Linked DNA regions of Homo sapiens: region 1 is linked to region 2. A link is an interaction called in ENCODE POLR2A ChIA-PET data of the cell type or tissue named here. Cell type or tissue: GM12878. All regions are shown on one strand. Links, peaks and the distances in the headings refer to the core of each region. The heading gives the core; the rest is flanking DNA.

Region 1 (15,901 bases), core at 7,242-9,741, 85 kb after region 2:
ATGAGTAGGGTTTTTGTTTGGGATTGTAAGACTATTAAGATCCTAGTAAGTCAGTGGTAGTTTACTGTGATGTGAGCATTGTAGATTCCCCCGTTGTCACTAATCACACAACAATTTTGAGAAGTAGGCTATAAAACAAAAAAAGGTTGCTGTTTTCTATTTTTAAATAAACCAAAAAAAAACAGAAAAGATGTGAATTTTCCCCAGTTATGTGGGAAAGGTAAAGCAACACCAAATAAAAGCCCACAGCAGCTTCATCTTTACGATAACTCAGTGCATATGTGAAAGAGAATGATGCATTAACTGAAATACCTCATTGAATATTATACTACTACTGGTAAAATGCAGAAGACAGTGTTAATGTGTTTGGTTTGGGGACTGGTTGTTATAAAATGCAATTTTTTTTTAAATCTAAGCATTTCATTATGTGTTCTACAGTGTCGGTGAATAAATGAAACCAATCTCAATTTAGAGGTATGGATGATGACAGAAAGCCCAATAGAAGCTTAATGATGCTTCTGTTTGAGGCCCAGCAAGCACCACTAAATTACTGGATGAAATGAAATTGTTCACTTGAGGGATTAGTCAACCATCTGGGGGAGAAGTTGCTCACTGTCAAATACAGCATGCACGGTCCTAGCTGATAGACCTTTTCCTCATTGCTACAGCAAGCCACAGGGTAGAGTGACCAGTTCTCCTATCCAAAAATAAATGCGAACATGCATACATAAATGTGGCTGAGGGCCACTTTTGCCATCACTGTGCTCCAAAGGAACATGATATTGTTAAATATACTGTACACATTAAACTATTCTATAAGATGCTTTACTTTTCAAGTACGGTGTCATTTTCACAGTCTCCAGGGTGACAAATGCCAATAGATATGTGAGTTAATTTTTTTAAATATCTCCGTGAGTTGTAAATAGATGTGTATTTGATCTGCCCTATCCTTCTTTGATTCTTTAACATGTTCTCTCTCTTCTGTTTGCAAAATATGTTTGAAAGCATTGGTAGTGCTTTCCTTATCAGTAACTGGAGTTCTCCTGCTTGCACTAGAGAAGGTAAAGAGAGAATCAGTATTCTTATATGGCAATCTGGGGAAGCAGCAATATGCCACTGTACAAAACTGAAGAAAAGTTCCTAATTTGTACTTTGTGAAGGGAGATGAAAGGACGTTTAAAGTATATATATTTTGTCAAGAGGAAAGAAGATAAAACTATGCCAGTTTTATATCAATAGCTTGTAGAAGCTCAGCTCTTCTTGGTCTTGGCTAGACTGCCTAGATTCCCACAGCAGACAAGGTTGAGAATCCATTGCTGGAATCTTGGTATTGATGAGTTACAGTGATGGAACATGTGCTTGGCCACAGGCAGGTCCAGTCACTGCAAAAGTGACCAAGCCAGCAGGTCACCCTTAACTTCAGAAACAATTATTGGTGGTGAACTGTACTTAAATTGCAGAGAAACCTGTAAGTAATGGAAGGTAAAGAAAAATTACAGAATGGAAAATAATATTTTGGGCAAGCAAACAAATTCACTGAGAATTCCAAAAGTATATTAAAAAAGAAGATAGCTATGAGTTCAGATCTATCTTATTGGTCTTTAATATTACAACCAATCCTTAACTTTCCACTATAAAGGAAGGATTACTAGATTGATTACTTTCTGGATAGATAATCTGGTAATAAATGATAGGTAAATCAAAAATTACTTTTATTTAGGAGTTTGAATTCTTACTCTCATCAGACATTTTTTTTCTAGGGACGCTTACTAATTAAATGATTTAAGTTGTTTCTTAGGGGTTTTTTGCCTATATATTTATGACTGTGTTAATGAGTAGTGAAATGATGCGGAAAGACAGCTATCAGGAAGAGGAAATACAGAAGCCTGAATAATCTATGGGTTAGAAAAGCATCCCTGAATAATCAAAAATTGGCAGTATTGGCATTGTTCTCAAGCCTTTTTATGAAAATGAAATCTGAAATCACCAAATGTAAACCTGGGAACATTATTCTAGTGTTGCTGTCTTGGATTCATGTTAAGAAGCGTCTTCATTCTTTGCTCATGTTGCCCACTTCTTGTGGATTTGTCTGAGTGTTTTTTGACAATCACTTCCTTAAAGACTCTTCTGAACTAGTTGGACCTGGTTAATCATAGAGAGTAGCCTTTAATCATGGATAGTCTTCTTGGATTATTTTTATATTTGAAAAGAAAATGTTTTATTTGCACTACTGAGTAGGAAGAGTTAATTGTTTTCTTTGTTCTTTTTTTGAAGTCATTACACAGGACTTCACTCCAGAGTTACCATTATGAGTGTGTTCAGCTCTGGTCCACAGAGGATGGATAAAAATGGTTTGTTATGTTTTTTTGCTCTGCAGTGCTATGAGCCTTATATCTGTTAATATGAAGGACAAAGTCAAAAGCAGCAGTGGATAGCAGGAAGGGTAGAGACTAATATGTTTGGGACCAAAACCATCTAAGTTAGAGATTTCCAGATCACAGAGGGGCTGGGCATTCTCTGGAGCAGTCATTGGTTGGTGCTTTATTGTAATCATTTTGCGCCAATCCCCAACAATTAGGAACTGGACCCTGGGAATAAGCTGAGGGTGCTGAACTGTTGGGGAAGGGTGACTGTAGCCACATGGAAGATAAAATATGGGTTTTTCTGCAAAATTTCCATCTGAGGGTTTTTACATTTAATATTTTTTTAAGACAGTTTAAAGAGCAAACGTTTTTTAAGTGTATTCTAGTTGCAAAGTATGCACACATATCTTGAATGGCTTTATTTTTATTGTGTAAAACTGTTGAACACATGACTGTGATGCACAAATTCTTTACGTGTAAGGAGTCTATGCATTTTACAGTAACTTATTTTATGATCGGGTGATGAGACAGTTATACTTTCAACTGCCATTATTTTTATTAAGTGCTTTCATTTTCTTTACAGTTATTATAAAATTGTATTTATTTTATACAGATGGGTTTTCATTTTCCTGATGCTGTAATGTTTACTTCAGCTTGTTGACCTTTCTTTGTGTTATCTGCATGTTGTAACGTGTGATAAGAATGAATGTAAAGGCTGTGGCAACTGTAATTAATTTTTGTAAAGGGCTGGTCACACGTGGATCTGGTTTATGAATGCATTTGGGATGATTTTGGTAACCAGATCACCTTTTCAGAAATTTAGATGTGAACACCAAAAGAAGCATTTTCTCAACAAAAATTAATAGCTGGTTCTATTTTTTTTAAACCTAGAAAAAATAAAGTTGATTTTTTTCAATTAAAGTGCTTTTAATTCTTAGCAGTGGGGATGGGGCATGTGTGTTTTACCAGAGCTATTTGGGCATTAATATCTGCAGGCAAGTACTTAAAGCACACTGTGGCAGTTGGATGCTGAAGGCAAACTGAAAAACCAAATGAAAAAACATCAGACTTCCTTCTTTGGTTTAAAAATATTTCCCCCTTTCTCCCCATTCTCCCAATCCAGTGGTGTGCTGGTAAATGTTTAGCAGTTCACTCTTCTGGGAGAAAATTATGTATTCAACTATACATGTTTGTTATAAATTTTGCTGATAGCAAGAACATATAACACAATTAACAAATAATAAGATACAAATACTTTATTGTAAATCCCATATAGCCAGTTGATTCTCACAGTATACTTAGTTGCTCAGGAAAGAACTAAAATGCTTTTTTAAAAGGATACTTAATTGCTTTTTGCTCAACTCCTACAGTCAACCTATGATTGATTGTCTTTCAACTGTGATTTGAAAAATGGCAGACTGTCCAAATCTAACTCATTTCCCAATAAATTTATTATCATTCAATCTGATACGTGATCTACTGTTAAAACTGTTTCTTACCATGGTACATATTAGACTCATTAAGCCGAAACCACTTTTAGCTTTAACATTAATTGTAAATTTATATGATTCAATTTTCATAACCAATGCTTAACAACTGCAGGCAAAATTCTAAAATGTGACCACTGGGTCTTGGGAATCAGTAGGGGCTGTATCCAGCACACCACTGCCCCATCCTTTTTTTCTTAACTATTAGTGTTGAATAAACTTCTCATAGTTAATCTACTTGCTGAACTCAGGAAATTCCTATCACTGACCCTGGCCAGGGCTTTAAAGGGTAGGAAAAGCATTAATGTCAGTCCTACACAGCGAACTTTTGATTTAGAAGAATGTGACAGAAAGAAAACATTTACTGAAATACATGGGAAGCTTGCATATTTCTAAAGTTGTCTTTATACTTTTCATTTCTCAAAGCTAAGTAAACTGTGGTATAGGCATCTCTAAGATGTTAGCATTTAAAACATCAATTGTTTTATTGATGTTTAAACAATTGTTTAAATCCCACTGAAAAATTTAAATATTAAAATATCTTGCACAGTCTACCAAATGAGTTAAATCGTTACAGTCGTGTCTACCTCTTATTTTTCTATCTGTATTTAGGCTGCTGTTTTGGTGAGATTCTAATTTCTTTTTCCCCTGGAACTACTTTCTGTGGAAGACAAGGAACAGACTGGGGACAGAGGCCTGAAAACAAATTGGAAGCACTCAGAGATCTATTGCTGACCAGCCCTATTCCTCATGAGTTGGCGGGGGGAAAGCCATTGTTTTTAATTTCCACTTAATATGAAAATGCTTGTTTTTAAAATGTTTTTTCCTGCTGAACAAATGTATTTTTAAAAGGAAAAAAATTCTCTTTTGGCTCTAAGAAGTCAGCTGTATGAGCAGGCGTGACCATATCATAACATGCTGATATGATAGAAATCAATAAATTTTTACCTCTCAGGATCTGGGTAACCTTGTTCTTAACTCCTAGAGGCTTGAGAAACATAAACCAAGTCTCAACAGTTCAGATCACATAGAAACAGACAGACATATGGAACGTGGGAGGAGGGTTGGCTAACCGCTGGAAATGAGATGGGCCCCTTTCATGATCAGAAAAGCACTCTCTAGTAGGTACAAAGGAAGAAACTGGAACAATGTTTTCTACTAGTGAGCAAGGAGCACATCACAGAGCTCATTTCTGAGTTCTCCCCTGGAAAGATTTTAGTGCCCCACTTTGGAATACTTTTTGCCTTTTGGGTGTGGGAGCACTAGAGATGGAGATGGTAAAGTTCTCACTGTTGACTTACCGAGGCAAGAGAACACTCAGCCATTCTTTGATTGTAGCAGCTGTCTGTGTGGTGTCATTGAAAAAACCTGGCACTGGGATACTTCCCTTAAAATATCAGTGGTTGCATCTTTATTTCCTTGTTGCATTTTTGATGGGAAAATCTCCCTGAAAAGGGTCTTACCTTCAGTTTCTTAGCAGTGCACACTATCAGGGCCAGCTGATGGACAGTTGAGGGAAAAGCAAATAGGTACCTAGAAGTGGAGAGATCAGAAGAGCTTGGAGTGCTAGGAAGAGGAAGCCAGGAGTGCTGGAAGACAAAAGGAAGACCAGAGCCTGCTGTCCACAAACAGGTACATATATCCTTGATACACAAACACTTCCAAGGAAGAAATCAACTTCCATGAGAACTCTGACCCAGAGTGTCTTCCCTGGGAACTCACCTGTAAAAGATCCCACCTCCCATTTCAGATAACTGCCCATTTTACTGAGGAAAGGCATACCTCAGCCAGTAGGGATGCCCCTCCAGGGTGACAAAGGGACAATTCAAAATATTGATGACACAGAAGCTTCTTTCAATCAAGGCATCTTAGCCCACAATCAGGCTTTTTGTGTTTCTCTGATTTATGCTTGTTTCAGTAAGGACAAAGGATGGCATTAGAAATGGTGCATTTGGGCCTGCGTTGGCTGTATTGAATTCTGATATATTTAGTGTGGGACAGTGGCAGCAATGGCAGCTCAGGGCTCACAGAAGTAGAAGGTACCAGGACTTCTTAATGGCATAGGTCCAAGACTGGCACAGAGTCACTTTTGGTGCTATATTCCTTTAGTTAACATGTCACAGAGCCAGTCCAGATTCAATGTGGGAAGGTCTATAAATGGGTAGAATACTATCAAATACTGAGAGGCATGCTTCATTGGGAGCTGTCTTTGAAGATCAGCTACCACAGTTAAAAAAAAAAAATTCCTAAGCTATTTGAATAAAGAACACTAGATGGGTCTAAAAGAGTTCTTGCCCTTTGGCAGGCTTGCCCATAATTTCCATTAGTTAGAAATATTTCGAGTTCCCAAATACCTTAAGAGGATTAGATTTGTTGATCCATCCCTCATTCGTATAAGTCACATTAATCAAATGGACACCTAGCTAAAAGAATGGAGGTTTTGTTTGGACATTATATTATTTTTGGCACCGATTGATGCATGACTGATTGGCTCTTAGAATTTCAGAGCAAGTAGTCACCTTGTTTTGGGATGGCAGATTTCACTCTGATACAATTTTGGTGCATTGCTGGTAGCATCAAATGGCTACTTAGTAGAATTGTGGGGACTAGAATCAGCTTTCTTTTATTTGCATTCATATATTTTCCCCAAAACAGCATATTGCTTTGGTTCAGATTTATGTATTTCGTAAATAAGAGTGAAATCTAAAGGAACAAGTATATTTGTTAAAAGGGCGATGGATCTAGAAGCTAAAGCTTCCATAACATCCTTATCCTCAATTTTAATAATCCCAAAACCCCAAAAGATAATTTTTATTAATGTTCCTCTCAGCTGCTGCAGAGATACAATTAACCATGAAAAAAGCCCTGAAATTAATTATTTTTTTTTTTTGGATGTGGAAGTGAAGTGCATTTTAAAAATTTTGCCCTATATAGTAGAAGATAAAAAGAACATTTTTATGTTAGACCAAAGGGGATACAGATTTCAATCTCATAATAGTTTCTTTCTTTTCTGAATTCTAGTGTGGAACTAGAGTAGGTAATAAATTCTAGGCCACGATGGCCACTAGTGCCCGAATATCCCTCTGTCATGGCGCCATCAAGTGTTAAGGGCTTGTCCAAGTAGGAGCCCAGGAGCAGCAGAACCGGGGACTTCAATTCGACCTTGGCCCTTTGGCAAGTTTCTTATCCTCTCAACCTCACTCTCCTTATGTGTTAAATGGGAAACGCTCAAAGACTTCTTTTTTTTTTTTTTTCTGAGACGGAGTCTCACTCTGCAGCCCAGAGTGCAGCCGCGTGATCTCGGCTCACTGCAACCTCTGCCTCCCGGGTCCCGGTTCAGTGATTCTCCTGCCTCAGCCTCCTGAGTAGCTGGGACTTCAGGTGTGCACCACCACACCTGGCTAATTTTTGTATTTTTATTAGAGACGGGGTTTCACCATGTTGGCCAGGCTGGTCTTGAACTCCTGACCTCATGATCCGCCCACCTTGGCCTCACAAAGTGCTAGGATTACAGGCGTGAGCCACCATGCCTGGCCAAGACTTCTTTTCAGTATTAAGTGAGATTATATACAGGAAGCACATAAGACACTGGCACATTGTACTGAATGTGCAGTAAGGAGGCTGTGTTTATCTCACCCCAACTGGGTTTAACAGAGGATGTAAGTTATTCTCATATTGAGATGTGCCTAAACTGCAAGTGATGTGTTCCATGCATACCCAATGCAGTGGCTCATGCCTATAACCCCAGCACTTTGGGAGGCCAAGGCAGGAGGATCACTTGAGCCCAGGAGTTTGACACCAGGCTGACAGGAGATCAGCCTGGCCAACATGGTGAAACCCCGTGTCTACTTAAAAAAAAAAAAAAATTAGCCAGGCATGGTGGTGTGTACCTGTGGTCCCAGCTACTCGAGAAGCTGAAGTAGGAGGATCACTGGAGCCTGAGAGAATTGAGGCTGCAATGAGCTGTTATCATGCCCTAGGTCTCTTGGTTTTTAAGTTAGACACATGCAATCAGCATAGCCAAGTCCCTAACCCCACACAGTCAGACTATATTTAATATATCTAAGGCTCCAGACAGCAGTGAGAAAAAGCTTTGAGGTTGGAGCGCCAATTAGGAAGGTGAGGAGACGGGGGCATAAAGAGGAAATCAGATCTACTAGACAAGACATTACATAGGCTTAATAGGGACCTATTTTTGCTTCTGAGACATGATGTCACTTGTGGTGAAGACCTTGAACTAATTATCAAAATGGAGGGAAATATAATTTCTAGTATTTGGAAGCTGTCCACCAGCCCACGGTTCTCTGTATAATTCATATGATTCTAAATATAAAACTACATTGAAAGTGTCCTAATGCTTCAGGAAATTGAAAGTAATTTTGAAAACCTTTCTCCTTTCTAGTTGCAGAAGTCTCAGAAGTTTATATCTTGAGAATTGACACTTTACCTTCCAGTGGTAAGTTCTGGGTGCTCAGTTCTTAGTGGGTATCAGAAGGAAGTGGGCAGATTAGAATAAGATATTGCTTATGGCTATTGAGGTTATCATGGTAGAGCACAAAGAAACGAGGCAAAGCTGGATTAGCAGGTGTGTATTCGAAACTCTGCCCTGCTGGGGGTGGGGGTGAGGAGATGAGAAGCAGGTGATGTTTCAAAGCCCCATCTGGCCCTAAGAGCCTTTGATTCCCCAGACAAATATCCAACAAGCTGTCCAGCCCACCATTCACGGAACTTCAGAGTAACACCAGAAATTGGGAATTCCAAGAGAGAGAGGCTTCAGGGCCATGATGAGGTTATGGAACAGTTCTCTTAGAGAAGATTTGGAAATACTTCAAACCATCATCTGGTGGGAAGCTTGGCATAAACAGCAACTCATGGATATGGAGATGGCTGCTCAGGCATTACGATATTCAGAGTGGTTCTGGGCTAGCTTATTATAAAGAAGACCCGTCCTTGTTTTCCCAAAGGATGGCTAGAAAAAGCAAGGGAATGAATGAGTTAATGAATGTGGAATTAATAAAGCATTTCTTCTTGGAGGCAGAGAAATGGAACAGCTGATTACTGAAAGCCAGCCTTCAGAATCTGTGCCATGTCCGATCAGGAATAATAATTGAAATTGTCATTGGAGCGATGTCTGAGGGATGCAGAAACCTGGTGTCACAGGAAGCATTGCCTCAGACTCTGTCTTCCTCTTTATTAGGCCTTGGAGAGGAAGGACAGCAGGGTTACCTCACCAGCCCAGCTCCAGCTCCCCTTCACCCCCCGCCCAGGTACCTGTCTGACTGCAGCAGGAGATTCTAGCACAGAGGGTGCCAGCAAGCAGGGGTGCTCAGAGGGTTTCTCATTTGAAAGGTATTTACTGTTAGGGGAGAGTGGGAGGAGAGGAGGGGCAGGCATGGGTGGGCAGAGCATAGGTACTAGGAATCTGCAAACCACAGACAAGAAGCAAGTGAAAGTAAAGATCTGAGGGTTTGCTGTAAGCTGCATTAGCAGGAGGAGCACTGGGCCTGTGGGAGTGGACACATGTGTCTCCTTCCAGGGGCTCCTGCCACAGCCTCAGCCTCAGACATCTCAAGGCTCAGTGTGTGTGTCTGTCTGCCAGTGTACCCCAGGGGGGCCTCATGGTGAGGCTTCCTCTGCCTGGGTTGCTCCTGGCATGGGCTCCAGCTTTTCCCCTCAACCCTGCAGCCCACTGGAAGACATAAGCTAAAGCTGGTGGGGACCTCCACTCTGGGTACCGTCCCTGCCCATCCCCTCTGGCAGTCGCTTTCCTAACTGACAGGTATTGGTGAAGTGCTCAGGATGTTCTTGGTGGGCGTATTTCCTCCAGGTGGGGGTGGCGTAAAAGCCACAGCCTTTTAGAAGCCTCTGTTTCTTTCCTTGACTGGCACTTTAAAAGGTGTGTGCTCTACCGTCATCACTAGGAGAGGGAGGCTCTGTGATCCTCCTTTATTCTCCCATCTTTCCACCGGGGTCTAATACATTTAACAAGCCTATGAAAAGGCTGCCTACCTCATGCCATTTTCTGACTGTTATTCAAAGTGAAGGACATCTGAAAAAAGACATTACATTACCTACAGCCCAGGGTGGAGCGGGGAGGGAATAATTTAGTACAAGGAATTAGGAGGCATTTTTTCTTTTTTGACAGGCTGAAAGGCTTCCTAGGTGAGATTTCCATCGCTGGTTGAAGGAAGGGAAAAGGCTGAGTGGGAGGTGCAAGGGCTGCTAATCTGAAAATTACCGGAATTTCCTTAATTTCCACTCTTTAGAAAATGTCTGCTGCACAAGGAGAGGGTGGTGAGAATCCAGTGAGATAATCCTCATGGAAGGGTTTGGAGAACCTTGTAACACTTCACCAGAGTGAGGGGCAATGACAATTCGAGTCCACGATAAAAAAATAAAATAAAATAAAAAAAGGCCCTTTCTTGTCACTAGAAGAATTCACAAAGAGGCTGGGTGAGCCTGTGCCAGGGTGCTGGGTGGGAAAACCCACTCTGGTTGGGGGATGGACCAGCTGGCCCCTAAGGCCTGTCTCCCCCTGGCCCCTAAGGCCTGTCTCCCCCCAGCCCCCAACTTCCATGCGCCGTTGTCACAGGGACCCTGATAAAAGCTCCCACTGTGCCTGGGTTTCTGTTGTGCTCAGAGGAGGGAAGAAACAATGAGCTCAGCTTGGCCAGAGGACAGGTCTCATTTTGCTCTCATCACTTACAGAGGCCTCTCCCCAAGCAGCAAACTACCAGGCAGGACCAGCTACGTTGTCTGTGTGACCCAGTACAAAATGAAAATGCGACTCCCTGTTCAAAGAGCATTACGAATTTCAAGTCGGCAACAGAAGAGCAGTAAAACGCAGGCACCTCATGAAGGCTGCCCTGTCATGAGAACCACGAAGGAGGAAATGAGGAATGGGAAGGAGCCAGGCCCCTGGGGGTGGTCCATGTCCCCTTGTTGTCCCTCCTGCCAAGGCACTGCACAAGATGTTCTTAGAGAGGAGGAGATGTGAGTAGCAAACTGTAGGGTGTGGAAGCTCAGCCCGCCAAGGCATCCCAGAACTGTGCCCTGAAGGCCAGGAGACCAGGCATCCACCGACCATCCCCCGGTGGTTAAGGGCTGCCCCTGCAGTGGGTGGAAAAGGCTCCCATGGCACCAGAGAAGCCTCAAGGCCTGAAGCTGAAAGGCCCTAGGTGTGGGAAAGATGCTGCCTGGGGTAAGCGTGAGTCCCACGGAGCAGGAGCCACCTGCCACAGGGCAGCTGAACACTGAGCCAAGGGAACATGGCCAGGGGCGCCTAAGACATCTGCACAGGGGCCACCAGACTTCCCGAGGAACCAGCCTCCCAGTGCAGCATGGGGTGGGGTCTGCAAGGTCTGTGAACAAAATAACATTTGTGGTGCTCTGTGAATTCACGTGCCCTTCCTTTCCTCACTGACTGCAGTTGTCCATTATTTGAGCTGCCCCCTTTCCCACCCACTGTGCAGTCACACCATGGAACCACAACCAGGTTGCACAAGAAAGCAGGACAAAGGGGTGGGATCAGTCAGCTAGTGTTTGCAGAATGTGTCTACTGGGTAGACTGGAAAGGGGCCTAGAGATGGGACACAAGCTCTGCCACCATTACAGTCACATGTTGACATGTGCAGATGGCATCACAGAGATTAGCTGTGGCGATGCTGAAGGGCTTTGGGGCAGGGGTTAATCCCTAGGGGCTGCCTAGAGAGGGAGGCACAAAGCTCAGGGAAAGGTTCAGAGCACATTTCACTGCTGGCAGAAGGATGCTGGAGACTCGTGCTGCCTCCATCCTCAGTCGCCCGGGCAGCAGCTCGCATCCAGGCTCCACCTGGCTGCCTGCCTGACACTGCTCTGGATCCAGCAGGCCAGCTCAGATCTCCTTGCCAAGTTCTTCCATCCCCAAGGCCCTCTTTCTTGGCCACATTTCCTCGAAACCACTTTCTAGGCCCTTGTTGCCTCCCACATTGTTCTGAGAAATGGGCTGGCAAACTACCCAGGCCAGAACCCCTGAATCTTCGAGCAGAGAAGCAAGCTGATCATAGTTATTAATCAGTCTTCGAGGGGGAAGGATCCAGGCATAGGAAACAGGAATCTTAGGGAAATACCCCAGCTCAGCTCCTTTCTAGCCAGATGGGTCACATTTCCTCAGTTTCCACATCTTGAGACAATAATCAGCTGCCATGAGATCAAATGAAATCGCACCTGAGAATGGAATTTTCTAACCAATGGAGTTTTATGTAAACATAACATTTAATAACCACCGTTTGCTGCTGTTGTGCCTTCTCCTACGCTCTCCCGTGGCACACACAGTGGGCTTTGTTATGTGGAACTTATTATCTTGGCAAACTCCCATTGGTCTGGAGTCTAAACTGGACACTCAAACAGGCCGATTGTGGGTTGTCTCAGGCCTGCAGGGGCACTTGATCCTGGTTCAGAGCCAGGAATGCGCAGATCCAGCTCTTCGGAGCTCCGTGGCCTTGGGCAAACTCCTTGATTTTCTGTCGCCTCTTGTGACTCATCTCGTGACTCATCTGACAAAGGAGGTTATTATGCCTGCCCTGTCTGCCTCCCGGGTTCCCAGGAGGGTCACGCTAGATGCGAATGGTTCTACACAGGGGCGTGCTAGATGGTCAAGCGCTGCAGAGATGCGGGGGGTAATGACTGGGGGGAAAAGCTTTCTACCTTGATTCCACAGCACACATCCTTTCATCAGGCCTAATGTGGACCGGGAGGCAGAGACAAGATCTGGAAACATTTTCTGGAACATCTGAGAGTTAGTGCACAAAATAAATACTCACCCTCTTCCTAGGCAGGAGTACATTAGTCCTTACCATTATGGTGGTGGTGGTTGTATTAAGGTTATTATGGGTCAGAACAAAGAAAAGGGGAGGGGATGGAGTGGAATTTGAGTCCCAGGAAAGGAAGAAGAAAATGTCAAGAAGTCTTGGGAGGACTGGCAGGAACCTGAAGGGAGGAGCCAGACAGCAGGGGACCAGACAGCCCGGGATTGGGGAGCTGGCCAGATGAAGGAGGTGGCACGTTTGTTCCTGCACCACGCAAGAAGCACCTAGAGGGAAGGAGGGAAAGCTGAGAAAGCGTAAAGCAAGGGCGGGCAGTCTTTCCCAAGCATGGGGCCACTGACTCCCTGGCACATGCAGGCTCGTATAGATGGGCAGTAGAGAGACAAAGAAAGGAAGGAAGACGTAGGTTGCCTGGAAGGAGCCAAAGAACCATGGTGGTGGTTTGAAATGGTATATAATTGTGTGAAGGGACAAGGTGGGCAGTGGCCCTCTGGTCTCTCTGGGAGCAGGAGCTTCCTGCACAGGCATCACCAATCATCGGGAGTGAAAAGGAGCCTGGACTTTATTATTTTATTCTTCCTTCTCCACTTCCTTTCAGTCAATATGTACTGAGTACTTACTGCATGCTAGGCACTGTGCCAGGTGCTGGGCATACGGTAGGGAGCAAAACAGACAAGGTCTCCTGGAGCGTGTATTCTACTCAGGAGAGATGGAAAACAACTGAATAAAATACGGTTGACTCTCCTTCTTCACAGATTCCATATTTGCAAATTTGCCCACTCAATGAAACTTACTTGAAACACCAAAATCAATACTCACAGACTTTCGGAGTCATTCGCGGAAGTGCAGAGAAGCAGTAATTTTGAGTTGCTCGAGACCTTCTTGTTTCTGCTCTCATATCATAAACAATCATCCTTTTCACGGTCTGTTTGATGCTGCAGTTTTTTTGCATTGTTGTGTTTTTATTTGGTGAGTTCACTATTTAAAAAGGCCCCCAAGCTTAGTGCTGAAGTGCTGTCTCGTGTTTCTGAGTGCAAGGAAGCAGTGACAGGCCCGACAGAGAAAATACGTATGTTAGATAAGCTTCGTTCAGGTGTGAGTTAGTGCTGTTGGCCGTGAGTTCACTACAAATGAATCAGCAGTATACACAGTTGACTCTTGAGCAACACGAGTTTAAACAGCATAGGTCCATTTATATGCAAACTTTTTTCAATAAAAGTTACACCAAGTGTGCCTGCCTCTCCTGCCGCCCCTTCCAACACCTCCACCTCTTCCACCTCTGCCACCACTGAGGCAGCAAGACCAACCCCTCTTCTTCCTCCTCCTCAGCTTACTCAAGGTGAAGACAAGGATGAAGCGTTTTATGATGATCACTTCTACTTAATGAATAGTAAATATGTTTTCTCTTCCTTATGATTTTCTTAATAACATTTTCTTTCCTCTAGCTTACTTTACTGTAATAAGAATACAGTATATATAATACATATATAAAACGAGTGTTAATCAACTGTTTATGTTATCAGTAAGGCTTCCAACTAACAGTGGGCTATTAGTAATTTAAGTTTTGGGGAGTCAAAAATTCTACATGGATTTTGACATGCACAGTGGGGGTTAGTACCCCTAACTCCCTCATTGTTCAAGGGTCAACTGTATTAACTAAGGTGTCTTTAAGCAGAAACACACATAAAACAAGGTTATATATTGCTTGATGGATGGAAATGTTGTTGCCAGTGGCTTGCAAAAACCTAACCTCCATTTACCCGATAGTTCAGTACTCACTAGCTCAGTGTTCATGGTGACTTTATAAAGCATAGCTACCCCAAATAATGAGGAAGGACAGTAATTTTATTTATAAGTGCAATAAAGAAGATCAAGTGGGGATAGATTAGAGTATGATTGGAAGGGGGCTGGTGATCCAGGAGGCTCTTTGGGGAGGTGACAATTGAGCTAAGACCCAATGACAAGAAGCAGGCAGCCACGTGAGGACCTTTGCAGAGAATTCCAGGGGATGGGGACAGCAGGGGCACCAGCCCTGGGGTGGGAAAGCTATGGTGGGCATGGCTGGGGCAGATTGAGAGCCCAGCTGGACGGTGGAGCAACTGGAAGAGGAAAGCATCACACAAGAGGAGGCAGAGAGTCGGGCACAGTGGCTCATGCCTGTAATCCCAGCACTTTGGGAGGCCAAGGCGGGCAGATCACCTGAGGCCAGGAGTTTGAGACCAGCCTGGCCAACACGGTGAAACCCCATCTCTACTAAAAGAAACCAACAAACAAAAATATATATATATATGTACACAAAAATTAGCTGGGCGTGATGGTGCATGTCTGTAATCCCAGCTACTTAGGAGGCTGAGGCAGGAGGATCGCCTGAACCTGGGAGGCAGAGGTTGCAGTGAGCCGAGATGGCGCCACTGCACTCCAGCCTGGGCAACAGAGTGAGACTCCATCTCAAAAGAATTTAAAAAATAAAAATAAAAGAGGAGGCAGAGAGAAGGCCCCTGAGGGCCACATGAGGACTGTGGCTTTGATTCTTAGTTCCATGAAAGTCACTGGAAAGTTTTCAGTGGAACAACGAAACTGATCTATGGTGTTCACAGATACCCGGCTGCTGTGTGGGGAATGAGCCAAAGTGACCAGACTGGAAGTGGGGGTCCCGTTGGGAGGTGACTGCACTATCCAGGCTTGAGACGGCATAGCCTCCATCAAGGTTGTGGCACTGGAGACAGATTCAGGTCTATTCTGGAGGAAGAGTTAAGCTTGATTTGCTGATGAATTAAATGTAGAAAGTGAAAGAGAGGAATTAAGATGACTCCGGGGTTTTGAGCTGAAACAGCTGGATGGATTGTGTTGCCATTTGCTGAGATGGGGATGACTAGGGCAGGACAATTATGACCATGTTAGGTTTCACACACTTGCTAAATATCTAAGGACATGTATTCATGAATACATGAATCAAGCTCAGGGGTGTGTCAGAATTGGAGAGAGAAATTGAGAAGCAATTAAACTGGATGAGGTCCCTGAAGGTTGGTGGGCACTTGGGAACCTCTGCAGGATTCAGACAGAACTGGGTTGTGGCAAGAGAGGCTGGGTGTGCAGACAGGGTCCACAGAGGTGGGAGTATAGGCTGAGAGGCAGCTGATGTTTCTGGTTGTGAGAGTTGTAAAAGGGGATCTGAGAAATGTGGAATCTCAGGGCTTAGAAACTGAGAAGGCACCCCCTGCAGCCCTGCTCTGCAGATGCTGCAGGA
Region 2 (15,901 bases), core at 1,932-4,431:
GACCCTTGCTATGTCTGAGTATTCTCAGTTGCCCCAGATGAAGCCTTTTCTCCTTCAGGCAGTGGCATTTATTTATTTATTTCTCCTTCAGGCAGTGGCATAATAATGCAAGAGCTGAAGCCCCTGGGATAGTGTATGCGTTGCTTCCTTGTCATCTGTCTTGTTGAGATTCCAATGCTTTTTGGATATAGTAGGTGTGCTTCTAGCCCTTTTTTAGGACTTGGTGGTAGCAATAGCAGTGGTAGAGAAAAAACGAAGTTCTAATCTATGGTGCTGAATTCTTACCTGAATTGCACTGCTGTCTTAGAGTTGCTTGGCTTGGTATAGTTTGAGTGTTCCCAAATATATGTTATATGGTACTAGTGGCTTTATTCTTGTATAGTATACTTAAGTTTGCTTGTTTTAAATTAGCTTATAGTATTTTCAGAAACCCGTTCTAGAAGTTCATTCTGCTTAAAATGAAATTACTGAAATGTTTGTGCGTGTGTATAGTGTATTTAATTGTTAGCATGGTGGGAAGGTAAAATTAATTTGGCATTGACCTTGAGATTGGGAGTGCAGTGGTGCTGCTTGAAGTCAAAGTTAGTTGTCCTATGGCCATAGCATAGCTGCAATGTATTTTTCAGCATATTTTCTTGGGGTATCTCTTCCTTGCTGACTATAGAACTGTGTAATTTCTTTTGCCACCTGCTTGGAATGTGGTCTTGGCATGATCTGCATATTTTAGTCTCTCTGAAGCATCTGCTCTTCTTCAGGCTACTGAATTTTGACAATTTGATCAGTTTGTCTCATTTAAATATAGACTGTTTTAATGTATATATTTTAAAAGGTTTTCCTATAGGTAGAATACTTGATTTCAGAGAGCCTGGTCATAGTCTGATCATAAAAGAAAATAGTCAAGAAGTCAAACAAATGTAGGAATGAATTTGGTTGAAAGCCTCAGCTGAGTTTAAAGAAGCACATCTAAGCAGAGGTTGATGAACAGGTGTACCCATAAAATAATGTCAGGTGTTATATTAGCCTTTCTTTAGATAATATATTTCACTTCTTCCCTTTACATCAATAGGAGGGTGGGCTTGTGAAGAAGTTCTTTTTTCCCTATGCCCAAGTTTCACAGATGGAAAATTGAACATTGCCAAAGGAATTCTGCTCAGCAGATTAAGTATGTTCATGTTTTAGAATAAAAATTGCCAAAACTTTGTTGAGAAACCACTTATGAGGAAACCTTAAATACTAATTAGGAAGCTAAAAATTGAATATTGGTATATTGGTATAGAATGAATATATATATATATATATATCTTTTTCCAAATTATGACATTCCGTGTAATATGAGTGAATTACTCAGCTCTGCTGATGAGGACTTATGTTGATTATCTAACCTACACAGCCCCATATAGTAGCCACTGGCTGCATGTCACTGTTTAAATTTAAATTAATTAAAATGAAATAAAATTTAGCATTTAGCTCCTCAGGCACACCAACCACATTTCAAGTGCTCAGTACTAGGTGGCTAGTGGCTACTGTATGGACAGTGCAGATACAGAACACTTCTATCATCACAGCAAGTACTACTGGACAAAGCTGATATAGTAAGCATGGTTTTCTTTTCTTAGGAAAACTAAATTTTATTTTTATTAAAAAATCTTTCCTTAGTTCTAAACAGATTTTTTTTGTGAAAGACAAGAAGATTTATTAAAGTTTTATTAAACTATCTCTTAACTCATCACAAAAATGAGCCCTGTAAATTCATACATGCTTCTTGGATGAGTAATGGTGAGGCCAGTAAGCCCAAGAACTTAAATGAACATTCTTATACTTTAGTTTGCATTCTCAGAGCTGGGGAACTGTCTGTAGGCACAGAAGATGGAAAAGGGATTTTCTGGTCTGTTTCTGACTTTAAGTTACACATTTTAAAAAGTACTCTGAAGACACTGGGGTTTGTTCATCCCCGGCTTGCTACTAAAGTAGTAATGATTGTTGTTTTCACATTTTCCTTTTTTTTTTTGAGATGGAGTCTTGCTCTGTTGCCCAGGCCAGAGTGCAATGGTGTAGTCTCAGCTCACTGCAACCTCCGCCTCCCGAGTTCAAGCGATTCTCCTGCCTCAGCCTCCTGAGTAGCTGGGACTACAGGCGTGTGCCACCACACCCAGCTAATTTTTGTATTTTTAGTAGAGATGGGGGTTTCACTATGTTGGCCAGGCTGGTCTCAAACTCCTGACCTTGTGATCCGCCCACGTTGGCCTCCCAGAGTGCTGGGATTATAGGCGTGAGCCATCGCCCCTGGCCTGTTTTCACATTTTCTTTAGTAGGAAGTGCTGTACAGATATCTCACGTTGAGGAAATGCTTTATATTGCCTTTGTCTTAATATTTCAAGGGCAAACCAAAAGAGATACTAGCTTAACTAATGATCCACTTCTGCATGCTTTATTTGGATCTAGGATAAATCAGTACCCCACCCCCCGGAGTTTAAGTGATGATTGGTAAATGTCAGAGAAAGATTTCATACCAAACAAAATGTATTCTATTTATTTAAAATAGTTTATTTTTATTTTCATTTACTTATTTTAATAAAGGAATTGTCATCCAAACACATTTAATTAAAGTCTTAGCCAGGTACAGTGGCTTATGCCTGTAATCTTAACAACTTGGGAAGCCAAGGTGGGAGAATCACATGAGCCCAGGAGTTCGAGGTTACAGTGAGCTGTGATCATGCCACTGCACTCCAATCTGGGCGACAGAGACCTGTCTCAAAAAAAAAAAAAAAAAAAAAAAAAAGAAGACTGTGCATGAAATACTTTAAAAATATTTACTGTTAATAGAAACTCCAGAATTTTTATTTTTATATAGGGTGAGAGAGAGTCATGGGCCAAAGTCTGGCTGGAAGGGAGCTGAAATGCCAGGGGACTTGCTGCCAAGCTGTTTTTACGTAGCAAACAGTTTTCCTTAAATTGGGGCATTATTTGGGGGGGGCTTTAGGGAAAGCTGATGGAGATTACGTTTAGTTACCTCCTGCTCCCCAACTGACAGCTGCCCTGTCTTTCTGGGTTATGTGATTATTTGATAGTGTCCTGCTTTTCGGGGAGGGATACATATTCATTGTGTGACAAAAAGTAATTTTTAGGAATTATTTCTGACTTTGAAATTCTACGGAAAGTTTCAAAAATGTATTTCGAGAGCAATGTCTTGTAACCTTTGAGCCGTAAAACCAATTTAGTATGTGAAGATGAACATTTTAAGAATGTGAAATAAAATAGAATTCAATAGAATATATCAGAAATGCATGTGTTTATACTGAGTGGTGCTTCAGAATGTATTTTTTACTATAAGTGCAGTCAACATTTGAGAGGCATTGTTCTAGTGGAAAGAGCACTGGGATTTTGGAAAACTCTGGGAGTCAGTGGTCTAGCTTTAACTTTAAATCTGTTATCACTGGTAGGGGTGAGATCCTTACCTACTCTGGGCCCACTTGATGGATCTTCCTTATAACCCTAGGGTCTGATTTGTTACCTGATGCTCACAGAGTACTCAGTAAGTGTCTAGTTCTTGAATGATCCTTTTTTATTTTTTTGTGAGACAGTCTCACTCTATTGCCCAGCCTGGAGTACAGTGGCACAGTCTTGGCTCACGACAACCTCTCTCTCTCAGGTTCAAGTGATTCTCATGTGTCAGCCTCCCGAGTAGCTGGGATTACAGGTATCCACCACCGTGCCCGGCTAATTTTGTATTGTTAGTAGAGACAAGGTTTCACCATGTTGGCCAGGCTGGTCTTGAACTCCTGACCTCAAGTGATCCGCCCACCTTGGCTCCCACAGTGCTGGGATTACAGGCGTGGTGAGCCACTGCACTGGGCTGAATGTTCTCTTTTTCCTTTCCTGGTTCTGAGATTCCCTAGCTGCCTACCTTCCTGAAAGGTCTATTATCAAGGTCATTGCAGTCCACAAAATATGAAACCTTGAATCACATCATGTTTAATATATATAATCTCTTAAAATACCACATTTGTTAATTTTTTTTTTTTTTTTGAGAGACAGATTCTCACTCTGTTGCCCAGGCTAGAGTGTGGTGGCTAGATCTTAGCTCACTGCAGCCTTGAACTCCTGGACTCAAAAGCGATTCTCCTGCCTCAGCCTTTCAAGTAGCTGTGACACTAAGTGTGCATCACTGTGCCTTTTTAATTTAAAAAAAGTTTTTGTAGGGATGAGATCTTGCTGTTGCCCAGGCTGGTTTTGAACTCCTGGTTTCAAGGGCTCCTCCTTCCTTGACCTCTGAAAATGCTGGGATTATAGGAATGAGCCACCATGCCTGGCCACATTTACTAATTTAACACACCTTTATTGAACTTCAGTTATCTGTGGGAACAGGTACCCTGGAGGTACCTGATAGGCACAAGACGTAATCAGTGACTTTAAGGAGCTCACAGCAGCCTTGGTGGGGAGACTGCACCAACAATGAAAATATACAGGGGTACAAGGGGAGGTAAAAGGAGGGGCTCCTGATCTAGCATCAGTGGTAGGTGGTGACAGGGAGGGAATAGGGGACTTAGGGAGAGGCTTTGAAGGAATTTGAATTCCTTTGAATTCTTAATAATTATAATTCATTTAAGAGATGGAATATGTATATTTGTGGTGATTATATTAGCTAAGATTTATTGAAAAATAAACCAGGCAGTGACCAAAGTGCTTCGGTCACTTAATGATCGCAATAATTTTATCAGGGTGGTACTGTTATCACTTCTCCTTTTGTTATAGATGTTGAAATTGAAAGAGGTTTCACAGTTACTTCCCCAGAAGCATTAACTGGATTGATGTTGCCACAAGTTGATTTTTGTATTTGAAGAGCCAATTTTGACCTTTAGATAATGTTCCTAGAGTGTTTCTTAATTTTTACTACCCATATGCCCTTTTGCTTTTGAGGCATGGAATCTCTTTCTGAAGATGCAACTCTTTAACATCTGAAAGTAATATAGCTATAGATTTCTTCAAGAGGTTAAAAACTTGGTGCTTCAATGGAAATGTTGTAGTATAATGGACATTTCATAAAATCTAACTTCCTTAAGGCTCTCTACTCATGTGGAGAACAAAAACTCCACTGGAATTTCTGGTTTTGGGTGCTTGAAAGTAGATTGTCATCAGAGTGAGGAGTTACTGCATGATGTTAGGTTGACAACTGATTTTTTTTTTTTTTTTGAGATGAAGTCTTGCTCTGTCACCCAGGCTGGAGTGCAATGGCACGATCTTGGCCCACTGCAACGTCCGCCTCTTGGGTTCAAGTGATTCTCCTGTCTCAGCCTCCCGAGTAGCTGGGATTACAGGCATGTACCACCATGCCTGGCTAATTTTTTGTATGTTTAGTAGAGATGGGGTTTCACCATGTTTGCCAGGCTGGTCTCGAACTCCTGACCTCAAGTGATCCACCTGCCTCAGCCTCCCAAAGTGCTCAGATTACAGGTGTGAGTCACTGCGCCTGGCCGACGACTGATCTTGACGTAAATCCAGGAGAAGAGTTTTCAGTAGTGTTTTGATTTTTCTATGGAAAATATATCATGAAAGGAAATATTTTTGTTCTTCTCCATCCCTGTGGTAGGTAATTAAAGGTAAATATTACTAAATGCTTTAAACTCAGCAATTTGGTGGTACTACAAATTTGATGTCCTTATTTCAAAGATAGTTTATAATTGAATAATTTATTTTAGATACTTATTTTGAAATATATATATAATCATGCATGCACACACCTTCACATAGACTATTACAGAAGCTCAGGGGGCAGTATTTGTAGTGTTTGTAGTAAGACCTCAAGTTCTGGAGTCAGAAAGAGCTGGGTAAAATAGTTTTTGGTTTATTTTTGTTTACATTTGCATGGCATATCTTTGCCAATCCTTTTGTTTTCAAACTCCAATTTTTATAATTTGCTTTGATTTAGATGTGTCTCTAGTATACAGCATGGAGTTAGGTTTTGCTTTGTGAGTGAATTTGAAAATCTCTGTTAATATGAGTTGAATCCATATTTATATTTATTCATATGTCAAAAATTTGTCATGGTTCTGCCATTGTATTTTATGTTTTCTATTTATATATACATATGAATGTTAAGTCTTTCACTGTGTAGTATCTTTTTCTTTGCTTTTCAGTTCTGATATTTAGGAAGGTTTGTATTTCAGTCTTATTACTTTAATATTCTTAGTTCTCTATTGATAGTAACCATTCATTCTCTTCTATGACCAAAGGTAAAACTCTTTTTAATCCTTGTGTCTTCCCCTTTCTCTTCTTCCTCACCCAATCTTAGTCAGTAATATTTATTTAAAATAGCGTATACATCTGTGCTATTATGTATGCTTATGCTTCTACTACTTGAGCTTTAAGACTATACATTGACTCCCAGCTATTACATCAAGGTAATCAGTAAGCTTATTATACTTCTCTCTGCTTTCTCCCTTCTTTCAATTTATGTTATTTGAGTTTATACAGTGTTATAGCCTATAATATTTACATTCTATTTTATCAGCTTCATTTCCATCTGTTTTTGTCTTAATTCTTTAGTTAAATGTAATGTTCACCCAGGTACTTTGTGCAGAGTCATTCTTTGGTTGGCTGAAGTTTATCCTCTAGTAGTTTCTCAATAAGGGCTCAGGGGAACAAGATGAGGATATTATTCTTACAACATTTTCAGAATTTGTCTTTTGTTGCTTTATACGTTTTTTGTTTTTTTGAGATGGAGTCTCACTCTGTTTCCCAGGCTGGAGTGCAGTGGTGCGTTCTCAGCTCACTGCAACCTCCGCCTCCTGGGTTCAAGCAATTGTCCTGCCTCAGCCTCCCAATTAGCTGGGATTACAGGCATGCACCACCACACCCAGCTAATTTTTGTATTTTTAGTAGAGATGGAGTTTTGCCATGTTGCCTCACACTTTCTTTTTTTTGAGTATCTTACAGGTATTATACAAATGTCTTCTGATATTAAATGTTATATGAAGCCAGATTGAATTTTTTCCTATTATTGACTTGGTCTTTTTGCCTGTCTGCCCAAAGGGATTCTCCCTTTATCTCTCATATCTAGTAACTTTATTAGGATATAGTGGTATTGACTGTGTAGCTCAATTTTTCCTGGTACATGTGTGCCTTTTTAATATTTAGATTCAAACGTATTTTCATTTCAGGAAAGTTTTCTTTAATCATATCTTTAAATATTTACTTTGTCTCATTGTTTTGGTTTTCCTTTTTGGAGACCTTAGTTATATGTATGTTGAATCTCCTTTTGTATGTCTTTTATATCTGTTATTTTTCCTTTAATCCTTTTAAACCGTTTTTCATTTGTTTGTTTCTTTCATGTCTTTTACTGTGTTTTCTGCAACGTCTCTTCTTTGTTCTCCTATCAGTTTCTTCTTCATTTCTGTGATGGCTTTGTTTATTCTTCTATTTTTTTTTTTTGTTTAGTTCTACCAATTCATGCTTCCCTATTCCTGTTATCTAGACATTTCTCCCTTGAGTTCTTGTATTTCTTGTTTGTGGTCTTGTTCTTAGTGATGATGGCTTCACTGATTTTCTTAAAATCAAGCAAAATTATTCAGTTATAATTTTTGTCTTCTCCATTGTAATTTTTTTTTAGTGTACTCTGACAGTTGGTACATTATCTATCATTTTTCTTAAAGTATCTCTCAGTCAGTACCATGCCAGTTACCTTTTTTTCCTTGTGACTTAATGAATTGGATTTTCCTCAATCTGTTATTTGTAGGAGGTTTGTATGGGGCCAGGGTAGATTTCCAGATTTCTGCCTCAGAGGTAGTCTTTTTCACATATGACACCTGGGTGTGTTTCTCTGTGTGGCCACAAGTCTTCTGCCTCTCTAAAAAAATGTCTAGACCTTCTAGAAGGTCTTTTGCCGCTAATTCTGAACTTTCCACTCCTTCCTTTGCAGCTGTGATTGGAGGGACATGGCTCCAGCATGCCAATGTAAACCACCCCCCTGCCTGCCTTTTTTTTTTTGAGACGGAGTCTCACTCTGTTGCTCAGGCTGGAGTGTAGTGGTGCAGTCTTGGCTCACTGCAACCTCTTGCCTCCTGGGTTCAAGCGATTCTCTGCCTCAGCCTCCCGAGTAGCTGGCAGTACAGGCGTCTGCCACCATGCTTGGCTAATTTTTGTATTTTTAGTAGAGTCGGGGTTTCACCATGTTGGCCAGGCTGATCTCAAACTTCTGACCCCAGGTGATCCATCCGCCTCGGCCTCCAAAAGTGCTGGGATTACAGGCGTGAGCCACCGTGCGCGGCAACTCTTTTCTTAAGGAAAGGTATTGTTCTGTTGCTTTCTGAGATCTGCCACTGTCAGGCCCTCTTCATCACATGCCACACTGTCTTGCCCTATAAGCTGCTCTCCACCCCAGCATAGATTGTATGCCTTGTTTGATCTCAGCCTTGTTCTCAGGTACTTTGGTGGTTTTATTTTTTAGATTTAAATTTTTTGGTTTTTTTTGTTGTTGTTGGAGACAGGGTCTTGTTCTGTCACCCAGGCTGTAATACCATGGTGCATTCCAACTCACTACAGCCTGAAACTTCTGGCCTCAAGTGATCGTTCCCATCTCAGCCCAAGTAGCTAAGACGACAGGCATGTACCACCATGCCTAGGTAATTATTTTAATTTTCTTGTAGAGATGGGGCCTTGCCAAGTTGCCCAGACTGGTCTCAAACTCCTGGCCTCAGGCAGTCCTTTCACCTGGCCTGCCAAAGTGCTGTGATTATAAGCATGAGCCACCGCACCCGGCCTGGGATTTTTATATTTTTGTTTTTCTCCTAGGTTTTCTGAAAAAGCAGTTTTGCGCAGTTTTTTCTCCTTGTTGCTATCTGTATTTTCCCAGAAGATTCATGCCTATAATGCTGCTATGTCCATACCAAAAAGTACAACACAAGATTTTTGTTTAACTATGTAATTATAATTAAAATAGCACTGCCACCATCCTATTGTACACTGGTTGATTATTATAGAATGGAGAGCAATTTTACCATCTAATTAATTTTCTTTGAGGTCTGTTGAAAAGCATAAAGTAGGCTCCAAAGTGTGTTTCTTTTGTCTCCCAGTGGTTTCCAACGTGTTTTGATTCTTAGACTGCTTACCAGTAGCATATGTTTAAGACATCCACTCTATTTCCATTTGGCTGCAGTAAGAAAATGTCATCAAAACGAATGGAAGGAGTGAGTTACCTTTGGTACTTTAGTAAGGAATATGAAATAAATGTGACATTAATACAGTAAAGCTCTAGGGTCTGGTCTGCCTTGAGAACTTTAAAGATCACTAGTGCACTCCAAAGTTTGACAAATATTGTTACATAAGAGTTTACCATTCCTAATCTAAAATTAGGGTTTGCTGAGTATTTAGGCTTTGTTTTAGGAGTTTCTTTTCAGAGTTTGCAAATTAGTGGCCATATTCAGAAGCTGATCTGTTTTATTTTGTCTTAGCACTATTTAAACTTAAATTAGTTGTCAACATTTCAAATTAGGGAGATTTCACAAAACATGAAAACAAATTCCACATTTCCAGCTATTCTTGAGAAATTAGAGATCTGGCCATGCTGAGCCCTTGTTCCTGCATAGTAACGATTTGCTGGAGCTGCATGATGACCACCCCCTTTACTGTCCAGTTTATCCAAGATCCTGCTTCTTGTCTTATTTTGGGCCTACTTTACTTATTAAGGATACTTGCTTGGATCCCAGAGACTTGGGTGATGTTCATTTTAAAATATTTAAATTATAATTACTAGTCTATTTCTGTTAAGCATGGTTTTGCATTTATATGCCCTAGTAGTGCCTAAGACTAATGAACCCTGCCATTAAAAACTGAAAGTTGGCTGGGTACGGTGGTTCACGCGTGTAATCCTAGCACTTCGGAAGGCCAAGGCGGGTGGATCACTTGAGGTCAGGAGTTTGAGACCAGCCTGGCCAACATGGTGAAAACCCGTCTCTGCTAAAAATACAAAAATTGGACTGGTGTGGTGGTGCATACCTGTAGTCCTAGCTACTCGGGAGGCTGAGGCAGGAGAATTGCTTGAACCCAGGAGGCAGAAGTTGCAGTGAGCTGAGATCGCACCACTGCACTCCAGCCTGTCTCTGGACAGAGTGAGACTCTGTCTCAAAACAAAAACAAAAACAAAAAACCTGAAAGTTTGTTAGTAATCTCAACTGCTGATTTTATGAAGCAGAGGCATTTAATAGGAACGAAAAAATGAAGCACCATTACCAAAAGCTGTGGTCACAAGGTTTTTCAAGTTTCATGTATCCTATTACTGACATGGTAAAATGTTGCCAGTTGTTTATACACTCATTAGTTAGTAGAATGTCTCATTTCTTCTTAAGAATATAATTATCTAAAATCTAGATTATTAAAAATTCTTTCTTTCTTTTTTTTTTTTTGAGATGGAGCCTCACTCTGTCCCCTAGGCTGGAGTGCAGTGGTGCGATCTCGGCTCACTGCAACCTCCACCTCCTGGGTTCAAGTGATTCTCCTGCCTCAGCCTCCTGAGTAGCTGGGACTACAGGCGCCGGCCACATGCCCGGCTAATTTTTGTATTTTCAGTAGAGACGAGGTTTTGCCATGTTGGCCAGGCTGGTCTCGAACTCCGGACCTTAGGTGATCCACCTGCCTCTGCCTCCCAAAGTGCTGGGATTACAGGTGTGAGCCACCATGCCCAGCGACGGATGGTTTTATGAATAGTTGAGTTCGTTATGAACTGCATGTTCAAAATGCATTTGTGACAAGTTTTTTGAAAAACAGAGATCAATATATACGTTTCCCCCTAATATGATGGTTCCATTTATTAAAGTTAATTGAGGTCCTTGAAGGGAAGAAAATTAACTGGGGGCTAAATTTATAAGTATAGGTTACATGGATAAGGAACTAGGATGTCATTTGGAATAATTGTTGCAGGCTGTTTTATACGGTTGGGATAGAATTTGTTTTTGTATATGAGACTCTGAATTGAGCAGCCATTATAAAGTGTAAATAATCATTCTAAGCTGTGTTAAGCCTCAGATATTTGTATACAGATGTATTTTCAACAAATAATAGATATTGCAAAATAAGTATATTAGAGATAGCATGATGTGTTGGGGAAAAAACATTGATTTTTGAGCTAGTATGAGGTTGGATCCTGTTTCTCCCACTTGCTAGTTTTATCTTTGAGCTAGTTGCTTAATTTCTCTGAGCTTCAGTTTCATCATCTGTAAAAATGGAGGTTATGAAACTTGAATGTAAAGTGAAGCCTGGTGTTTGGCACTCTATAAATGATAATTTCATTATTATTAGAATGATCATTATTATATTAATGTCTAGGAAAATAATTATGTTAGCCTTTTGGGAAAAGGCATGTGTAAATGAATAAAAGCTAACTTATGAGGTAGTCTTAGAAATATATCTGAGGCTATTCAGGCCTAGCTAGTAGTGTAGCTCAATCGAGTTCTTGCTTTAATCAATCAATAAAAATAATTTAGGCCGTAGTCTGAATAAAATATTAACTAATTAGATTTTATGTTTGTAAATTTTGCAGTGCTTCAAAGCAATTTATTAATTCAGTCACCTATTCTAATGCAAAAATTTGAGTGCCTTCTCTGTGTCAGATATTGTGCTGGTGGCTGGGAGTACAGTGGCAAACAAAACAACATAGTTGCTGTTCTTAAGAAGTTTACATGTTAGTGTGGGAGAGAGACAACAGGAGTCACATCATAACCACGGAATCACATGTGAAAAGGGCTATGAGAGGATGAGACAGAGGACTTGAGCTTGAGACTAGTGGTGCCAGGGAGGGATGCCCTTGAGAAAGGAACACTGAAATTGAGACCTGAGGAATCAGTAGGAGTTGGCCAGGTGAAGCTAGGAGGAGGGACAGCATGCACAAAGGCAGAAAAGCCAGGCGCAGTGGCTCACGCCTGTAATCCCAGCACTTTGGGAGGCCGAGTCGGGTGGATCACAATGTCAAGAGATTGCGACTATCCTGGCTAACACGGTGAAACCCCGTCTCTACTAAAAAAAATACAAAAAATTAGCCGGGCGTGGTGGCGGGCGCCTGTAGTCCCAGCTACTCAGGAGGCTGAGGCAGGAGAATGGCGTGAACATGGGAGGCGGAACTTGCAGTGAGCCGAGATTGTGCCACTGCACTCCAGCCTGGGTGACAGAGCAAGACTCAGTCTCAAAAAAAAAAAAAAAAAAAAAAAGAAAAGCATTTGTCATGTTTGAGGAACAAAGGGAAGGCCAGTGGCTGCAGCAGGGAGGGAGTGAGGGGGAGAGGAGTTTAGTGGTTGAGGGAAGCTGGTGAGGCCAAATCCTTTAAAGCTTTGTAGTGCATATTAAGGATTTTGAAATTTATCTTGAGGAAACCATCGAAGAGTTTTAAGTAAGGGAATGATGAAATCAGATTCCCATTTGTAATTCTACTCTGCAGCTTTGTAGAAATGGACTCAAGAGAAGCCAGTGTGTGTGGCCAGGAGACCGTGTGGAAGATTCTCACCTTATCAGGTGAGGGTGATGGTTGGTCTAGTGATGATGGCAGTGGAGATGGAAAGTGAACTGATTGGAGAGTTTTATAGGAGGGAAAATTGTCAGGACTTGCTGAGAGATTAGACATGGAGGATGAGGTAGAGAGAGAGGTGACAGGGATGCCCCTGAGGTTTCTGGTGTGAGCTGCTGGGTAGATGGGGAAGTTTAGAGAGGAGGTAACTGAGAGGAAAGATTTTAAAAATTTAAAAATTTAGCATAGGGTAGATGAAAAACATCCAAGTGGAGCTGTGAAATTGACATGGATGTGCAGTCTGGAACTTGTAAGGGAAACTTGAGCTAGAAAGAGAAATCGGCAAATTATCCATGGTGTTTAAAGCTGCTATCACCTAGGGATATCTCAGTACGAAGTGACGAGAGGCCCAGGATTAACTTGTGAGGGAATGCCACCATTTGGAGGTTAAGAGAGGAAGATGGGAAGAGAAGAAGTGGAAGGAATGCCAGCCTTAAGAGTGTGGGGTCACAGAAGTCCACAGTGTTTCAATGCAGGGACCCGCTGAATGCAGCTGAGCATTTATTTACATTTTCCAAGATGAGAGCTGACATATCTTTTATTGTATTTAGCAAGAGCAGCTTTGTTGAGGTGGTAGAAGTGTAACTAGATTGGAGTGGGTCGAAGATGAATGATGAATGGGAGAGGACAAAATGGAAACAAGAATGTATGATTTTCCAGAAGTTTGGCTGTGAAGGAGTAGAGGGTGATACTGGAGGGAGTGATATAGGGTCAAGGGAAGACTTTTTACATTTTTTATTTTTTAAGGTGGAAAAGTCTAGATCCTGACCCACTTAGGGTTGTACCTGATGAAACCGGGATCATTTACTTACACAGCTAGTGTATTAGGAAACTGTTCTTGGTGAGGATTGAATGAAAGAATGCATATCAGCACTCCATACATGGAAAGCACTTAAATGTTGGCTCTGTTGGCAGAATCAGGCTGAGTGGTCCAGAGCCCCCATGGATCTGGTCCTGTTCCAAGCTCTTTAGTAAGGCTGCTCTCCTGCAACCCCTCCTCATTTTCTCAGTTTCATTCTTCCTCTCCCCAAAATCTGTTCTTTGTTTCTTTGAAAATTTCTACCTGCCTGTCTAACCTTGTGACACCCTTCCACACTGCTCCAGTTTCCACTCTTTGCCTCCCTCTGAACCTCTTTGGCATCAACTCTGTAGTTGTGGTTCCTAACTATTGGGCTGAGATTTCCTCCAGTGCTTCAGAGTTATCTCAGGGGGTCAGGAATCCATACGCATATTAAGTACCATCTGTGGATGAATAAATAATGTGTCTTGTAAATATGTGCTAATGTTTTTCAAATATATGTGGCTGCTGTTTTGATTAATAAGAAATCCTTTAAAAGCTTTTAAATTTTGTTGTTACTTTTATTATGGATATTTTCACTCAATTCTAAAAGAACTGATATGTTAAGGCTGGACACATTTTTTGACCTTAAAAAAGAATGTTCATACTTGACAAGGTTAGGAATCATTGCTCTACAACATTCAGATTTCTCCTTCATGTTCTTGACTATTACCTTTTCTTTTCCTGTCTCTTTAACAGACTTGTAAATTGCTTAAGGGCAGGGGTTGTGGTTCTTTCTTCTTTCATGTACCTTACTGCAGAGGTTGGCAAGCTACAGCCCTTGGGCCAAATCCAGCTCACTGCCTGTTTCATAACTCCCCTCCAGCTAAGAAGCTTGTACAGATGAACATTTGCAATCAACCTGATGCTAAGAGAACACTAACTTTGAACTCCAGTTAAGCAAAATGTTCTCTCCTGAGAAATAATTCCATTCTTGTCATTAGTAGACCTGCATTATATAAATTGTATTCAATTATTATTAATTTTTTATTTTGAATTTTGTCAATAAAATTTTCGTAGAAATTTGTTAGAAAACAAATTTGTTACATAAGTACCGACATAATACCCTCATTTGCCTCTTGGCCTGCATATTTGAAAATTTTGCTCTCTGATCCTTTATAGAAAAAGTTTGAGGACCCCTGCTTCGTAGTCATAATTTCTAACCTTGTCTAAACATCTGAATTATTTGAGGAGCTTTAAGTAAGAAAACATACGTATTTATAAGCATAAATATATATATTCCTGTACCCTGGAGATTCTGTATCAGTACATCGGGGTGGAGCCTGGGAACTTATATTTTTAACAAATTATTGAATTGTTTGGGAATCACTTCCTTTTAATGCATTCGTAGAGTTGAACCCCAAGAGATAATGAAATGAATATTGAGTTATATTCATAGATAAATTCTTACTTCAGCATTTAGTAGCTATGAGACCTTATCCAAATAACTACTTGTTTTGCTCGTTTAAAAATTTTTTAATTCTTTTATTTATAGACAGTTTTGCTTACTTTCTGCAGTGGTAGTTCTTTTACCTTTGGAGGTTTATTAGAACCTCTTTCAGAATCTGATGAAAGTAAATAGCCCCTCCCTCTAGAAGGGTGCACCTGTGTTAGTTTCCTGTGACTACCAAAACAAATTACTACAGAAGTGCTTAAAGAAACATAAACTTATTCTCTCACTGTTCTAGAGGCCCGACATTCAAATCAAGGTGTCAGCAGGGCCAAGATCCCTCCAGAGGTTCTGGGGGAGATCCCTCACCTCTTCCAACATCTGGGCTGCATTCCTGGGCTTGTGGCTGCATCACTCAGCCTCGGCCTCCAGGGTCACATTACTGCCCTTTCTTCTCTGTGTATCTCTGTTACACAAGGACTCGAGTCGTTGGATTTAAGGTTCATCTGGATAATCCAGGATAAGCACTTCCTCTCAATATTCTTAACTTAATCACATTTTTTATCATATAAAGTAACATTCACAGGTTCCAGGGATTTGACATGGATATCTTTGGGGTTGTGGAGGGGTGCATTTTTCAGCTTTCCATAGAACCTTTGCACATGGTCACAATTTTACAGTTTCAAGGAGTCACAACTCTGAAGTCCATTAATGGATCCTATGGACTCTAGGTTTGGGCTCCTTGCTCAGTGAGAACCTTATACCTATAGTGTGTTCTAGTTAATCTCTTTATTCTTTCCTGTCTCTGTGTCATATGCTTACATTAATCATCCTATTAATACCATTTTCAAAATGATGTTTTTTTCTTGTAACCTTAGATTTTTCCATGTATAGTTTCCTGGTTAGGTTAATTTCTCTGGTTCCCTTAGAAACTTTTTATCCTTTGATAAGACTTTTTGTTAAAAAGAAAGCCCTCCCAAGCCTTTTTACTTCATTCTGCAGTAGGGAGACTAACTTCTGTGCCAACACAGATAACCAGTAATGCTTCTAGTGAGAAGAAACACCTTGATTGAGTATCTGCTGTGCCAGGCCGTTTAACAAGTGCTTACACATGGCTTCTTACTTA

What was found. ChIA-PET counts read pairs that join two places held together with the same protein. Peaks named below come from ENCODE experiments on the same cell type or tissue, not always from the same donor. Only the 100,000 strongest peaks of a DNase experiment are listed, where the experiment ranks them.
Region 1: POLR2A ChIA-PET joins it to region 2 with 10 read pairs; 4 of 35 experiments call an interaction of 5 or more read pairs at or near these places.

What each region holds. Positions count from the first base shown.
Region 1 is chr1:211,732,363-211,748,263 of GRCh38, reverse strand. LPGAT1 (lysophosphatidylglycerol acyltransferase 1) reads left to right here. Exons shown (of 8, transcript NM_014873.3): 8 at 1-4,807. Among named protein-coding and RNA genes, the nearest start is that of NEK2-DT, 65 kb to the right of the region's middle. RefSeq lists a cis regulatory region at 4,430 and enhancers at 4,346-4,515, 12,438-12,937. In GM12878, for the core only: no CTCF peak of the experiment used is centred there; a DNase peak (open chromatin) is centred at 8,293.
Region 2 is chr1:211,812,067-211,827,967 of GRCh38, reverse strand. All of the region lies in intron 2 of LPGAT1 (lysophosphatidylglycerol acyltransferase 1), which reads left to right. Among named protein-coding and RNA genes, the nearest start is that of LPGAT1, 11 kb to the left of the region's middle. In GM12878, for the core only: no CTCF peak of the experiment used is centred there; no DNase peak of the experiment used is centred there; H3K4me3 peaks cover 308 bases.